Regions from separate parts of the Homo sapiens genome. Here region 2 is linked to region 1. Evidence: read pairs that join two places in POLR2A ChIA-PET (ENCODE). Cell type or tissue: A673. All regions are shown on one strand.

The links. ChIA-PET counts read pairs that join two places held together with the same protein. Peaks named below come from ENCODE experiments on the same cell type or tissue, not always from the same donor. Only the 100,000 strongest peaks of a DNase experiment are listed, where the experiment ranks them.
Region 2: POLR2A ChIA-PET joins it to region 1 with 11 read pairs; 2 of 35 experiments call an interaction of 5 or more read pairs at or near these places.

The regions. Positions count from the first base shown.
Region 1 is chr16:57,927,502-57,935,501 of GRCh38, forward strand. It overlaps CNGB1 (cyclic nucleotide gated channel subunit beta 1), which reads right to left. Exons shown (of 33, transcript NM_001297.5): 17 at 4,215-4,377. Among named protein-coding and RNA genes, the nearest start is that of CNGB1, 40 kb to the right of the region's middle. In A673, no CTCF peak of the experiment used is centred here; a DNase peak (open chromatin) is centred at 4,810.
Region 2 is chr16:58,049,704-58,057,703 of GRCh38, forward strand. No RefSeq gene overlaps it. Among named protein-coding and RNA genes, the nearest start is that of MMP15, 28 kb to the left of the region's middle. In A673, no CTCF peak of the experiment used is centred here; no DNase peak of the experiment used is centred here.

The sequences.
Region 1 (8,000 bases):
ATTGTCTATCTTGGCCCCTCTAGAATGTCAGCCTCATGAGGGCAGGCCCCTGCCAGGCTTCTCCCTCATGTATCCCCAGCACCCAGGGCAGAGCCCAGCACATACAGATGTTCAGTACATGCTTGCGAATGCATGAATGACAGGGACAAGAGGAGCCTCACAGGCCCAGCTCACAAGCAGAAAGCCAGAGGCTTAGATTCCAGCCACACATGATCTTGGTCCCCTCCCTCCCCTAAATATGCCACCCCCTACCCAGCCCAGCCTTCATTGTTTCCCTGCCCATATAAAGGGAACAGGGGTAAATGGAGAGATGTCTACAAGTGGAGCCATTTCTGGATCCCCTAATGGGCTTTGTACATACTTCAGTGAACTAAACATAAGAACTGATGAAGTTGTGAGCTGTACTCCAAGGCTCAGTGAAACTGTGTCTCTTTTCTCTGTGTTAAGACCTCACAGCCCTCAGTTTGCTACACCTAGCCATCTCCACTCTGACAGCCTTCTGACCTCAGCTGAGCAATTACTCAGGAGCTCATGGATGAGAGCAAAAATTAACTAAGAAGAAAGAACCATCTCTACATCCAACCAGTGCAGAAGAGTTACAGACAGCCTCCCTTAGCTTATAAAGCACTGTCCTGCCCTTGGCAGTTTGCCTCCAGCTGTACACACAGCCTTCTCCCAGGCACCTGGCTTGAGTTGTCCAAAAGCAGCTCTAACCACTCAGCAACAAATTTATCTGAAGAGGTGTAAAAATGTGCACCACCTTGACTAGGAGTGTCACTCTTGAGAAAGGAGCCTAAGGGCAGAGAGCGGAAGACCAAACACGTGATCATGGTGCCATTAGGGATAGGGCCCAACAAGAGGGGATTTGTTAAGTTCATTCCGGCACATGGAGCTGGAGGAATACCCAACAGCCATCATAAGTGAGCATTAAGGAGACAGCCCAGCAATATGGAAAAGGGTTCATGGAATGAGACAGCACCGTAAACTGGATCCCTCCTCCAATTAAAACCATTCAAGACCATGGGCCTAACCAAGGCATAGAGGAGAATGCAGAGTAGTAAAAACACCATCTTGGGTGGTGGGATTGTAGATGATTATTTTTCTAGTGTTCTGTGGTGTTTCCATTATATTATCTATTATCTTTTTTTTTTCTTCAGACAGAGTCTCACTCTGTCACCCAGGCTGGAATGCAATGGCATGATCTTGGCTCACTGCAACCGCTGCCTCGCAGGTTCAAACGATTCTCCTGCCTCAGCCTCCTTAGTAGCTGGGACTATAGGCATGTGCCACCATGCCCAGCTAATTTTTGTATTTTTTAGTAGAGACAGGGTTTTTCCATGTTGGCCAGGCTGGTCTCAAACCCCTGACCTCAGGTGATCCATCTGCCTCCGCCTCCCAAAGTGCTGGGATTACAGGCATGAGCCACTATGCCCAGCCCACATTATATTGTCTAATAATACAATGGGTAGATGACACTGAAAGCACAGGTAACAAAAGCAAAACATAGACAAGTGGGATTATCTCCATCTAAAAACTTCTGCATAGAAGGAAACAACAGTGAAAAGAAAGCCTGCAGAATGGGAGAAAATCTTTGAAAATTATATATTTGATAAATAAAAGAAACTCCTACACCTCAATATGAAAACAAACAAACACATTACCTAACTAAAAAATAGGCAAAGAACTCGAATAGACATTTCTCCAAAGAAGACATACAAATGGCTGGCAGGAATATGAAAAGCTACTCGACATCACTAATCGTTGGGTGTATTAGTCCATTTTCACACTGCTATAAAGGACTACCTGAGACTGGATAATTTACAAAGGAAAGAGGTTTAAGTGACTCACAGTTCCGCGTGGCTGGGGAAGCCTCAGGAAACTTACAATCATGGAGGAAAGCAAAGGGGAAGCAAGGCACATCTTACACAGCAGTGAGAGAGAGAGAGAGAGAGGGAGAGAGGAAAAGAGAGAGAGGGAGAGAGAGAGAGACTTTTTCTTTTTAATTTATAAGGAAAAGAGGTTTAATTGACTCACAGTACCACAGGCTTAACAGGAAATATAACTGGGAGGCCTCAGGAAACAAACAATCATGGCAGAAGGCAGATGGAAACAGGTACATCTTCCCATGACAGAGCAGGAGAGAAAGAAAGAGCAAATGCGGAGGGGCCACACAGTTTTAAATGCCAGAAGTGCCACAGTTTTAAACCATTGGATCTCGTGAGAACTCACTGTCATGAGAACAGCATGGGGAAAACCAGTCCCATGATCCATTCACCTCCCACCAGGTCCGTCCCTTGACACATGGGGATTAAAATTCGAGAGGAGATTTGGGTGGGGACACAGAGCCAAACCATATAATCAGAGAAATGCAAATCAAAACCACAATGAGATACCATCTCACACCTGTTAAGATATCCATGATCCAAAAAATAAATAAATAAATAAGACAGAAAATAACAAGCATTGACAAGTATGTGGAGAAATAGGAAAAATGGTATAGTCACTGTGGAAAACAGAATGGTGGTTCCTCAAAATATTATAAATAGGACTGCCATATGATCCAGCAGTCCCTGTTCTGGTTGTTTATCCAAAATAATCAAAATCAGGATCTCAAAGAGATATTTGCACTCCCATGTTCATTGTAACACTATTCACAATGGCCAAGAGATGGAAACAATATAAATGTCCATCAACAGATAAATAAAGAAAATGTGGGCTGTGTTGGCAGCTCACACCTGTAATTCCGGCACTTTGGGAGGCTAAGGCAGGTGGATTGCTCGAGCTCAGGAGTTTGAGACCAGCCTTTGGCAACAAACTAAGACCCCATCTCTACAAAAAATAAAAAATTAGCTGGGTGGTGGCATGTGCCTGTAGTCACAGCTACTCGAGAAGCTGAGAAGGGGAAATGCTTGAGCCTAGGAGGTTGAGGCTGCAGTGGACCAATATCACACCACTGCACTCCAACCTGGGTGACAGAGAGAGATCTTGTCTGAAAGGAAGAAAGCAGGAGAGGGGAGGGAAGGAGAGGGGAAGAGAGGGGAGGGGAGAGAGAGGGGAAGGAGGAGGGGAAGGGGGAGGGGGAAGAAAGGAAGGAAAAAAGAAAAGAAAATAAAAGAACAAAGAAAAGAAAATGTGGCATATCCATACAATGGGACATTACTCAGCCTTAAAAAAGGAAGAAAATCCTGTCACATGCTACAATGTGGATGAATCTTAAGGACATTGTGCCAAGAGAAATAAGCTAGTCCCAAAAAGATAAATATTGCATGATTCCACATATATGAGATATCTAAAGTAGTCAAGCTCATAGAAACAGAAAGTAGAATGAAAAAGTAGAATGGTGGCTGCCGGGGCTGGGGTGGGGGTGAAGGGAAGAATAGGGAGTTGCTGTTCAATGAGTATAGAGCTTCAGTCATGCAAGACGAAAAATTCTAGAGATGTGCTGTAAATAATGTGCATATAGGTAACAATACTGTACTGTACACTTAAAATTTAAGAGTTTTTTTTTTAAAAAAGACTTGGTGAGTTATAATATGCAAGTTTTAATAAATAGCATCCTATCAAAAATGAAATAAAATAAAATGTGGAGGTAGAAATTAATTCTGTAACATTTATTATGTATTACTATATTATTTATTTATTTTAAATTTAAAAAGTTTTTTTTTTTTATTTTTTGAGACAGAGTCTTGCTCTGTTGCCCAGGCTGCAGTGCAATGGCACAATCTCAGTTCACTGCCACATCCCAGGCTCAAGCAATTGTCATGCCTCAGCCTCCCGAGTAGCTGGGATTACAGGAGTGAGCCACTATGCCTAGCTAATTTTTTTGTATTTTTAGGAAAGACGGGGTTTCGCTATGTTGGCCAGGCTGGTCTTAAACTCCTGGCCTCAAACGATCCACCCACCTCAGCCTCGCAAAGCGCTGGCATTACAGGCAGTAGCCACCGTGCCTCGCTATTACTATATTATTTATTATATTACTCCTTCTAACTTATAGCTGAGGGCATTTGGGACAGGGCCTCCCATGAGAGCTTTTATAAGAGACCTAATTCAGGAGTTAGGAAAACGAGGAAGGGGCATCATAGTCCCACTTCTGACACCAACTCGCTGTGTGATTTTAGTCCAGCTGCTTCTCCCTCTGGCCTCAGTCTCTTCATCTGCCAAATAAACAGGTGGCACAGTGCCGAGAAAAGCCCAAGAGAAGCATAAAAGGTAACCTGTGTGTCCCCGAGGCTGAGCTTGGGACTATAAGGGTGTCTGATTTGGCAGGAGACGGTGGCGGCAACACGGTTGAGGGTGGATTCTCTTCTGCCATGAGGGGGCAGCTATCAGCATCAGTATCTTCCACCTGCACTTCTGGGTGCTGTTTCGTGGCAGGCACTGGGGGAGAGGAAGGAGAGGAGAAAGTCAGAGAGAGACAAAAGCTGGGTCCCAGGAGTCCAGCTGTGTTCTTGAAGAAAACCAGAGAAAGCATGTTTGGAGGGGACTCTGATAGCTTCACTTCCCAATGGGGCACACAGAAAAGCTCCATGCAGGGGGTACAGGAACGTGGTGCCTGGGGTCCTCTGAGGGTCACAGCCACCAGCCCAGGAGCCACGAAAGAAGCCACAAAGCCACAGAAACCACGGGAGCTCCCCTACACAGCCTGGAGCCCAGCTCTCCTAGCTCTCAAAGCCCAGTTTGGTTTCCCTGCACTTGAGCAAGCTCCAAGAGCTGAGGCAGTGGCAGCCCCCAGAGAGGACACAGGAGAGCCAGAGTCCTGGCGCCTGGCCTAGCACAGCCTGAGTCAGCTGCTTCCCCTCTCTGAGCTTCAGTTTCCCCACCCCAAGTTAGGGTGACCATGCCTTCCCAGGCCTGTGGGGAGGAGCCAGAAGGCACAAGTACTCACATTCTTAAAGATTCTTTTTTTTTTTTTTTTTTTTGAGTCGGAGTCTCGCTCTGTCTCCCAGGCTGGAGTGCAGTGGTGCAATCTCAGTTCACCCCAAGCTCCTTCTCCTGGGTTCATGCCATTCTCCTGCCTCAGCCTCCCGAGTAGCTGGGACTACAGGCTCCCGCCACCACGCCCGGCTAGTTTTTGTTTTGTTTTGTTTTGTTTTTTTGAGACAGAGTCTTGCTCTGTCACCCAGGCTGGAGTGCAGTGGCACAGTCTCGGCTCATTGCAAGCTCCGCCTCCCAGGGTTCATGCCATTCTCCTGCCTCAGCCTCCCAATTAGCTGCGAATACAGGCACCTGCCACCACGCCCGGCTAATTTTTTGTATTTTTAGTAGAGACCGGGTTTCACCGTGTTAGCCAGGATGGTCTCGATCTCCTGACCTCGTGATCCACCTGCCTCGGCCTCCCAAAGTTGCTGGGATTACAGGTGTGAGCCACTGCACCCAGCCAAGTCCTCACATTCTTTTTAAAAATTATTTTATTTGTTTGCTTTTGAGAAGGGGGGGCGGGTCTCACTCTGTCACCCAGGCTGGAGTGCAGTGGCACGATTGCAGCTCACTGCAACCTCTGCCTCCTGCAACCTCTGCCTCCCAGACTCAAGTGATCTTCCCGGCAGCCTCCCGAGTAGCTGGGACCACAGACGCACACCACCATGCTCGGCTAATTTTTGTGTTTGTGTAGAGATGAGGTCTCACCATGTTGCCCAGGCTGGTCTCGAACTCCTGAGCTCAGGTGATCCACCTACCTTGGCCTCCCAAAGTGCTGGGATTACAGGCGTGAGCCACTGGGCCCGGCTGGCCTCACATTCTTGAAGAGCATCAAATGGAGACATTTGCAGGGTCCCTCCAATCAAGGGTAACAGACTGTGTAGTGTGTGCTACTTCCTATTTGGATAACTGCTTGGTTATGTCCTTGTTCTTGTACATGCCAGGGGCCCCCAAATTCATCAGCTAGCCTGACTCTGGACCTCTGAGAGGCCCTGTACTGTGTCCCACATTCTGAGAATCAGGTCCTCTCCAGGGAGCCTGGACGTGGCCCTACCTTGGGCTCCATCACCCACCTCAGGGACTGCAGGGACAGGTCTGCCCCAAGTCCAAGCTCAGAGGATACTGAGAGGCTGGGATAGTATTCCTCCTTCTCCCCTACACCTAGGGGGGTCTACCCAATAGCAGCTGGGCACAGGTGTGGGCACCAGCAAGGCAGGCAGGGATACACCCCCCAAAAGCGGGAAGCAGGGAGATTTTGAAATAATTATATATGTGCTTTTTGTTTCTTTTTCTTTCTTTTCTTTTCTTTTTTTTTTTTTTTTGAGATGGAGTCTCGCTCTGTCGCCTAGGCTGGAGTATAGTGGTGTGATCTCGGCTCACTGCAACCTCTGCCTCCCAGGTTCAAGCCATTCTCCTGCCTCAGACTCCTGAGTAGCTGGGATTACAGGCCCCTGCCACCACGCCTGGCTAATTTTTGTATTTTTAGTGGAGACGGGGTTTCACCATGTTGTCCAGGCTGGTCTTGAACTCCTGATCTCAGGTGATCTGCCGGCCTTGGCCTCCCAAAGTGCTGGGATTACAGGCATGAGCCACCGCACCCAGCCGATATGGGGTTTTTTTCAAATGGCCTTTATAAGAAAAGCCGGCACTCTGTTAAATTGCTTACACTTACTCTATAGTTTAATGGAGTGAACCCTAAATCCTCTGGAGAAGAGGATGAGCAGGAATGGAGAAGTTGTTAAAAATGTAAAGGGGGCCAGGCACAGTTGCTCATGCCTGTAATCCCAGCACTTTGGAAGGCTGAGGTGGAAGGATCCCTTAAGTTCAAGAGCAGCCTGAGCAACATAGCAAAACCCCACCTCTACAAAAAAATTCAAAAATCGGCTGGTCACAGTGTTCCAGCTACTTGGGAGGCTGAGGTTGGAGGATAGGTTGAACCTGGGAGGTAGAACCTGCAATGAGTCAAGATCGCGCCTACTACACTCCAGCCTTAGCGAAAGAGCGAGACCCTGTCTCACAAAATAATAAAAAATAAAATAAAATGGAAGTAATGTTCTTACTACAGCTTCTCATTACCTTGTCTGTAGCATCTAGAATCATCATGTACTCTAGCACAGCTAGATCAGCCCCCTGTGTCAATGTGTCCCCGGGAACATTTTCCCAAGTGTGGGGCTCCCAGAGACTGGGGAGGACACGAGATGATCTCAGATGGTACAGACAAGGCAAAGTATAACCTAGAATAAGAATGTTACTCCTGGTCGGGCGCAGCAGCTCACGCCTGTAATTCCAGCACTTTGGGAGGCTGAGGCAGGAGGATGACCTGAAGTTAGGAGTTTGAGGCCAGCCTGGCCAACATGGAGAAACTCCATCTCTACTAAAAATACAAAAATTCCCCAGGCCTGGTGGCATGTGCCTATAATCCCAGCTACTCAGGAGGCTGAGACAGGTGAATGGCGTGAACCCGGGAGGCGGAGCTTGCAGTGAGCTGAGATTGCGCCACTGCACTTCAGCCTGGGTGGCAAAGCCAGATTCTGTCTCAAAAAAAAAAAAAAAAGCAGCAGTGGTTGCAGTGAGCCAAGATCGCGCCACTGCACTCCAGCCTGGGCAACAGAGCAAGACTCCATCTCAAAAAAAAAAAAAAAAAGTTACACCCTCTTTTAGTGAATACCCAGAGAGGAAGTCTCGGGTCGGTGCCACTGTGGCCTTAGAGCCTCTCTCACACAGCCTAATCCCACTTGTGGCTAACAGAGCAGGCCCAGCTTCGAGCCTGCAGCAGGCCCATCCGTCTCATTAGAAAACAGCAACACCATTGTGTTTTCAGTGTATTTGAGGTTATTTTTATTTATGCCTCTGTTTATGGCAAGCAATGCTGGTTTTCCATTTGAATAGTAATAAAGTTTTCCTGTTTAAATATACTTAATTAAATAAAAAAGAGAATCCACTGAAAGAAAAATAGTAAGCAAATAAAATTAGAATTGAGGCCGGGCACAGTGGCTCATGCCTGTACTCCCAGCACTTTGGGAGGCTGAGGTGGGCAAATCACCTGAGGTCAGGAGTTCAAGACCAGCCTGACCAACATGGCA
Region 2 (8,000 bases), 120 kb after region 1:
GCGTCCTTGGGCAAGTACCTCCACCTCACTAAGCTGATTCCCCATCCGTACAATGGGCACGCAGGCATGCCTATTCCATCATGTGGCTTGGTGGAGCTGATGCTTAGGAACACGTAGAACAGCTCCTGGCTTGTGAAAGGCTCTCGATGGTTCATTACCAATATCCTTACTCTAAGTGCAGGTACCTGGTAGGCACTGGGGTGGTGTCTGTTTCCTGCCTGTGGGATGGGGTCACAGGTCGGCCAGCCTGAGGACAGGTGCCTGGGAAGAGGGACATTCCTGTCCCACCCGCTTCCCTCCCAGCTGCCGAGGCCTCACCCCACTGGGCCCTGGGGACAGGGCTGCCCTGCCCCAGCTCCTCCCTCACCGAAACACTTGCCCTTCTTCCCAGACTCTGGGTCCAAGCCCCAAGCTCAGGTTTCCTCTCCAAGCACCTCTGACACCTCCCACCCCCAACGTCTTTCACCCACTCCAGTCTTCGCCAGAAATAGCCTTGCAACTCCCCTCCACTGACAGTCAAGCTCAGAGGCCTCTCTTGGACAAATAATATTACTCCCCTCTTGACACGGGTCACAGCATGATTTCTTAATGGGATCAACTGGATTCCATTTAAAACTGTTCAGAAACAGGGCAAGGTGGTGCATGCCTGTAGTCCCAGCTACTCAGGAGGTTGAGGCAGGAATTCGAGGCTACAGTGAACTATGACCATGCCATTGCACTCCAGCTTGAGTGACAGAGCAAGACCTCGACTCTTAAAAAAAAAAAAAAAAAAGAGAGATTAAAAAAAACAGAGAGAGAGAAAGGCTGGGCATGGTGGCTCACGCCTGTAATCCCAGCACTTTGGGAGGCCGAGGCAGGTGGATCATCTGAGGTCAGGAGTTCAAGACCAGTCTGGCCAACGTGGTAAAACCCAGTATCTACTAAAAATACAAAAATTAGCCGGGTGTGGTGGTAGGCGCCTGTAATCCCAGCTGCTCAGGAGGCTGAGGCAAGGAGAATTGCTTGAACCTAGGAGGCGGAGGTTGCAGCTAGCCCAGATCTCACCACTGCACTCCAGCCTTCGTGACAGAGCAAGACTGTCTTAAAAAAAAAAAAAAGTCAAACTAAAAATATTTGAAAGAGATTTATTCTGAGCCAAATATGAGTGACCAATGGCCTGTGACACAGCTCTCAGGAGACCCTGAGAACATGTGCCCAAGGTGGTCAGGGCACAGCTTAGTTGTATGCATTTTGGGGAGACATGAAACATCAATCAAATACAGTTAAGATAAACGTCAGTTTGGTCCAGAAAGGCAAGACAGCTCAAAGTGGGGGCTTCCAAGTTATACATAGATTTTAAATTTTACTGCTTGGCAATTTGTTGAAAGAGTTATTATCTATAGAAAGGAATGTCTGGGTTGCAATAAATGGTTGTGGAAACCAAGGTTTCATCATGCAGATGAAGCCTCCAGGTAGCAGGCTTTCCGAGACAGTGGATTGTAAACTTTTTTTTTTTAATCAGACTTGAGATCTATGTTGATGCTAAATGCTGGTTGGCTTTTCCTGAATTCCAAAAGGGAAAAGGGTATAAGGAGGCATGTCCGACCCCCCCACCCTTTCCGTCATGGCCTCTAGCAGTTTTTCAGGTTAACTTTGGAGTGCCTTTGGCCAAAAGGAGGGAGCCCATTCAGATGACTGGGGGGAGGGGGCTTAGAATTTCATTTTTGGTGGAAGAAAGGAAGGAGGAAGAAAGGAAGGGAGGGAGAGAGAGAGGAAAGGAAGGAGGAAGAAAGGAAGGGAGGGAGAGAGAGAGGGATGGAAAGAAGGAAGAAGGGAAAGAAGGAGAAAGGGAGGGAGGAAGGAAAGAAGGAAGGGAGGAAGGGAAGGTGGGAGGGAGGGAGGGAATAAAGAAGGAAGGAAGGCCGGAGGGAGGGAAGGAAGAAGGAAGGAAGGAAGGAAGGAGGGAAGGAATTCCTCTGAGCCAGTGATGCAGCACTATCCTACAACCTGTAGACTCCAGCCCAATCAATGTCTCTTTACAAATGGGGATACTGAGGCCTGGAGAGGGGGTTGATGAGGCCATAGTCACCTACTGTTTGAACTGTGTCTTCTGATCCCCAGGCAGGACTCTCCTCCCACCCTCCCCTATCTTACCCCCCAAGCCCTGACCTCCCCACCCCCATGGAGGACCCCCCCTCATCTGTTCTTCTGCAGAACCAAGGGCAGTGGGTTGTGATTAATTCAGCTTTCCTGATAAAGGGCAGTCCTGTGCTTCCTGGAGCACGAGTTTCCAGCGGCTAGTGAGGAGGAGCTCTGCTTGGCCTCCCCTCCCTCTGCCAGTGGCCCCTGCGTTGTCCTGTAAGAACAACCCCCCCTCCTTCTCAGTGCATGGACTCTGGCAGAGCTGACTGCTCACCCAGTGATGGCTGGATGGGCTTGTGCCCCAGGACCAGCCAGCAGCCCCCGAGTGCCTGGTGCAGGGGTAGGGAGGAAACCCAAGCCTAGCCCATCAGGGCCTCCCTGGGACTTTTCCTGGAGCCCCTGGGAGAGAGAAACCTGTGTCCACTGGGATTGCTGAGCTCCTGGGATGTGAGCCTGGAGCCCTTGACAGGTCATCTTGCCCCCACAGGGAGAGAGCCTGCCCCGGAGTGAAGCCAGTACAGAAGAAAACAGAGCCTTGAAGTGGCACAGAGCTGTGGAAAGGGATCATCTGAGCACCTGGATCCAGCCGTGCCTAAAGGCTCGTGGCCCGACTTTGCAGTTTCATGTACTGATCAACTCACTTTCTGAAGCCAGTGTGAGCTGTCAGGTTCTGGTTTGGTTTAGTTTTTTTGTTTGTTTGTTTGTTTGTTTTTTGTTTGTTTGTTTGAGATGGAGTCTCACTCTATTGCCCAGGCTGGGGTGCAGTGGCACGATCTCGGCTCACTGCAGCCTCCACCTCCCAGGTTCGAGTGATTATCCTGCCTCAGCCTCCCGCGTAGCTGTGACTACAGTCACACGCCACCATGCCCACCCGGCTAATTTTCTTTCTTTCTTTCTTTTTTTTTTTTTTTTGTATTTTTAGTAGAGACAGGGGTTTACCATGTTGGCCAGACTGGTCTTGACCTCCTGACCTCAAGTTATCTGCCTGCCTCAGCCTCCCAAATTGCTGGGATTACAGGTGTGAGCCACCATGCCTGGCCCCAGTTTGGTTTGGTTTTTAAATTTTTGCCTTGACGATGTCCTAGGGTAGCTTGAGTTCCAAATTCAAGCCTCCCTTCAGGCATTTTTATTGGCCACCTAAGACTCCTCAGGAGCTTGCCAAACTCCAGGACCACAAGGCGCCCATCTCTTCATCCGTCAAAAGTATACTGAGAACCAGGGTTCCCTCTGGGGTCTCTGGCACAACCCCACAGTTGCTCTTCGCAAGAGCCCCTGGGGATCAAGTAGACAAAGGGTGGAAGGTAGGGGGTGGGGCGAGGCAGGAGACATCAAGTTAACTGTTACGTGGGCTTTTTTGTTTGTTTGTTTTGAGACGGAGTCTCGCTCTGTCTCGCAGGCTGGAGTGTGGTGGTGTGATCTCCGCTCACTGCAAGCTCCGCCTCCCGGGTTTACGCCATTCTCCTGCCTCAGCCTCTGGGTAGCTGGGACTACAGGCGCCTGCCGCCATCAGGCCAGGCTCATTTTTTTGTATTTTCAGTAGAGACAGGGTTTCACCATGTTAGTCAGGGTGGTCTCGATCTCCTGACCTCGTGATCCGCCCGCCTCGGCCTCCCAAAGTGCCGGGATTACAGGCGTGAGCCACCGCGCCCGGCCACATGGGCTTTTTCAGATTACATAAAGAAATACGTGGTCAGCCACCACAGACAGTGAGGAAGCCACAAAAAAGCCAGAAATGGCCGGGCATGACTCATGCCTGTAATCCCAGCACTAAGGGAGGCTGAGGCGGGAGGAACCCTTGAGCTTAGGTGTTCGAGACCAGCCTGAGCAACACGGCGAAACGCCATCTCTACAAAAAAAAAAAATTTTTAATTAGCTGGGCATGATGGTATGTGTCTGTAGTCCCAGCTACTCAGGAGGCCAAAGTGGGAGAATCACGTGAGTCCAGGAGTTTGAGTTTGTGGTGAGCTGTGATTGCGCCACTGCACTCCAGCCTGGGCAACACAGCAAGACCCCCCGTCTCAAAAAAGAAAAGGCAAAAAAGACCATGAAAAATGCGAGCAATCTCTACTCTCCCACCAAACATCCTTGACACTTTAATGTAAATCCTCCAGGCTTTTCCTTATGAGGATATACTAATGTATATATATATATAGAGAGAGAGACAGAGAGAGAGAGTCTCGCTCTGTCACCCAGGCTGGCATGCAGTGGCACCATCTCGGCTCACTGCAACCTCCGCCTCCTGGGTTCAAGCGATTCTTCTGCCTCAGCCTCCTGAGTAGCTGGGACTACAGGCTCATGTCACCACACCCAGCTAATTTCTGTATTTTTAGTAGAGACAGGGTGTCACCATATTGGCCAGGCTGGTCTCGAACTCCTGACCTCGGCCTCCCAAAGTGCTGGGATTACAGACGTGAGCCACTGCGCCCAGCCATATTTTATTGTTTATGTCAGTTTGTACTGTGCATATTGGGGTTTTTTTAACCTGCCTTTTTCATTTAATATAGCATGAAATTTGGATGAGAAATTGTGGGATGTAGGAGACTTTCACTTTGTATTTGATTCATCGCTTGAATTTTTATGAGCATGCATCATATGCCCACGATGATAAAATACGCGAGTAAACAGTGCGGTGAGTCTTCACTTAACGTCGTTGATAGGTTCTTGGAAACTTCAACTGTTAAGCGGAAACAACAGAATGTATAACAAAACCAATTTTACCGTAGGTTAATTGGTATAAACAAGAGTTAAGTTCCTATAGCATGTAGTTCCTCCTTTCACTTAAAGTCTCAGTTTCCAGGAACCTATTGGCAACGTTAAGGACTCACTGTATACTTTAACTCTGTCTCCCAGGCTGGAGTGCAGTCGTGCGATCTCGGCTCACTGCAACCTCCACCTCCTGGGCTCAAGCGATCCTCTCAGCTCAGCCTCCTGAGTAGCTGGGATTACAGATGCACGCCAACATGCCTGGCTAATTTTTGTAATTTTTTTAGAGACAGGGTTTCATCATGTTGGCCAGGCTGGTCTCAAACTCCTGGGCTCAAGGGATCCACCCACCTCGGCCTCCTACAGTGCTGAGCCACCGCGCCCGGCCCGTAGATCATTTCCTACTACATCCTTTTGGTGGATGCACTCTATGGATGCCTGGAGTTCCTCAATCCATGGCAGCACAATTACAGATAAAATTCAGAGAGGCCTGTAATTATCACAAATGATCCTCCAGGGTCACACTGTACCAGACTTGATATGCTTGCACATCCCCGTTGAGGGAGTTCGTCTGCTTGTACTTCACAGCAGAGGAGCCCAAGGCTCAGAGAGGTGAAGGAACTTACACAAGGCCACACAGCTAACCAGTGCTGGAACTGGGACTCAAGCCCACACCTGCTTCTGACCCCAAAGCTCATGCTCTTAACCTTTCATGTATTCAGTGAACATCTACTGATATCGGGGGTCAGACCAGGGGTCTAGCAGTGAATAACATAGAGACCCTCGGCCAGGCGCAGTGGCTCACGCCTGTAATCTCAGCACTTTGGGAGGCTCAGATGGGTGGATAACCTGAGGTCAGGAGCTCGAGACCAGCCTGGCCAACATGGCGAAACCCTGTCTCTATTAAAAATACAGAAATTAGCTGGGCATGGTGGCACGTGCCTATAATCCCAGCTACTTGGGAGGCTGAGGCAGGAGAATCCCTTGAACCCGGGAGGCGGAGGTTGCGGTGAGCCAAGATCATGCCATTGCACTCCAGCCTGGGCAACAAGAGTGAAACTCCATCTCAGAAAAAAACAAAACAAAACAAAAAACATAGAGACCCTCCTTACTGAGGTCACATTCTAGGGAGGTGAGCATTCCAGGCAGAGGGAGGAGCAAGCACAAAGATCCTGAGGCTAGACCAGGCCTGGCCTTTCTGGTTTGAGGACCAGAAAGGAGACAGACAGTGGGTGAAGGGGGTGGAGGTGGGAGGAAGGGAGCAGGACCAGGCTATGTGGTAGAGTCGGAGTTGTTCTAAGCCTGATGAAGAGAAACCCTGGGAGTATTCTAAGGGGCAGGGGGAAGCTGACATGATTTGATTCATAATTTTTTTTCTTTTTTGAGACGGAGTCTCGCTCTGTCGCCCAGGCTGGAGTGCAGTGGCATGATCTCGGCAGTGAGATCACTGCAAGCTCCGCCTCCTGGGTCCACGCCATTCTCCTCTCTCAGCCTCCGGATCAGCTGGGACTACAGGCGCCCGCCATCACGCCCGGCTAATTTTTTGCATTTTTAGTAGAGACGGGGTTTCACTGTCCTAGCCAGGATGGTCTCAATCTCCTGACCTCATGATTCGCCCACCTCGGCCTCCCAAAGTGCTGGGATTATAGGCGTGAGCCACCGCGCCCGGCCCTGATTCATAATTTTAATAACACATCCTGCACATCCTGGCCAGGTGTGGTGGCTCACGCCTGTAATCCCAACACTTTGGGAGGCCACGGCGGGCGGATCACTTGAGGTCAGGAGTTCGAGACCATCCTGGCCAACATGGTGAAACCCTGTCTCTATTAAAAATACAAAAATCAGCTGGGCTTGGGGGCACGCACCTGTAATCCCAGCTACTCGGGAGGCTGAGGCACGAAAATCATTTGAACTCCAGAGGCAGAGGTTGCAGTGAGCGGAGATCACACCACTGCACTCCAGCCTGGGGGACAGAGCAAGAATTGGTCTCAAAAAAAAAAAAAGGATACATTGTTTTTGTTTTGCTAAATGACTTTTGCAAACACCCACAATCCTTGCCTTCAGAGAGAGTCCGAGAAGCGGAATTGCCAGCCCACAGCGTCCCAAGGCTTAATACCAACAAATTACTCCCAGGAAGAAAATAGCATCTGTTTCTATTCCTCCCTGAAGTGGCTGAGTGCCTATCCTCTCCACTAGCTGTGAGATCACCTTTATCAACATAATTGGTGAGACTGCTAAAAATAATGCTTTGTTGGCTTTATTTGCAGTTCTTTGATTACCACTGAATCTGAACATTTTTGCCTATGTTCGTTGTTAACCCTTTTCGGTTTGAGGGTTTTGGGGGGTTTTTTGGTAGGGGGAGGGGATAATGGCCTACTCATCACCATTGCCCAATTGCCTTTTGGGATGTTTCTTCTTATTGATTTGTAAGCATTCTCTCTAGTGTGAAGAAATTGACCGTTTATTACTCAATGAATTTTAGGGCTAGAAAGTTCTTAGCCCAAGCTCCTGGGCTCCTTGTGCAACATGTACAGATAGGGAAACTGAGGCACAGACAAGAATGGGTATTGGCTCTGGTCAGTTCGGTCAGTTCTCTGGAACCATGTTCTCCAGTGAGAACCCTCTGTCAACTTCATTCATTACGTGAGAGAGCCTGTCCCTTCCTCTACGCCCTCCTGGTGTCTATAGGGCTCTTTCTCTGCCCCCACCCCCAATTTCCTACCACAGCCTCTTATTCAGTTTCTAGTGGAGGGGAAGCCATTCTGCAGACAACTGGCTCTGTGTGCAGATGCCTCCCGTGGAGGAATGGGCTCCTGAAAGCAGAGCTTTGTTTCCTGGGGTGGGGATGAGCTGTCCTCTCCTTGTCCCCAGATAACAGGAGGGGGGCACAGAATGTGATTAGGAGGCTTGCTGCATGCACGCATGCCTATGCCAGCAGTCAGTTCAAGGTGGTGCAGGGCTGCAGGAGCAGGCTTCGGACATTAAAGGAGCATCAGAGAAGAGGCAGTGGGTGAATCCGACTAAGTCCTGGATCAGGTCTCAGAAATCCTGGGTCAGAGTCCAGCTCTGTTTGTGCAACTTACTTGAGCTTTCAGCCTCTGCTTCCTGTGTTATAAGATGAGGATCCCAACAGTGCTAAGAATCAGTGAAAAGATGGGCTTAAGTATGTGCAGACA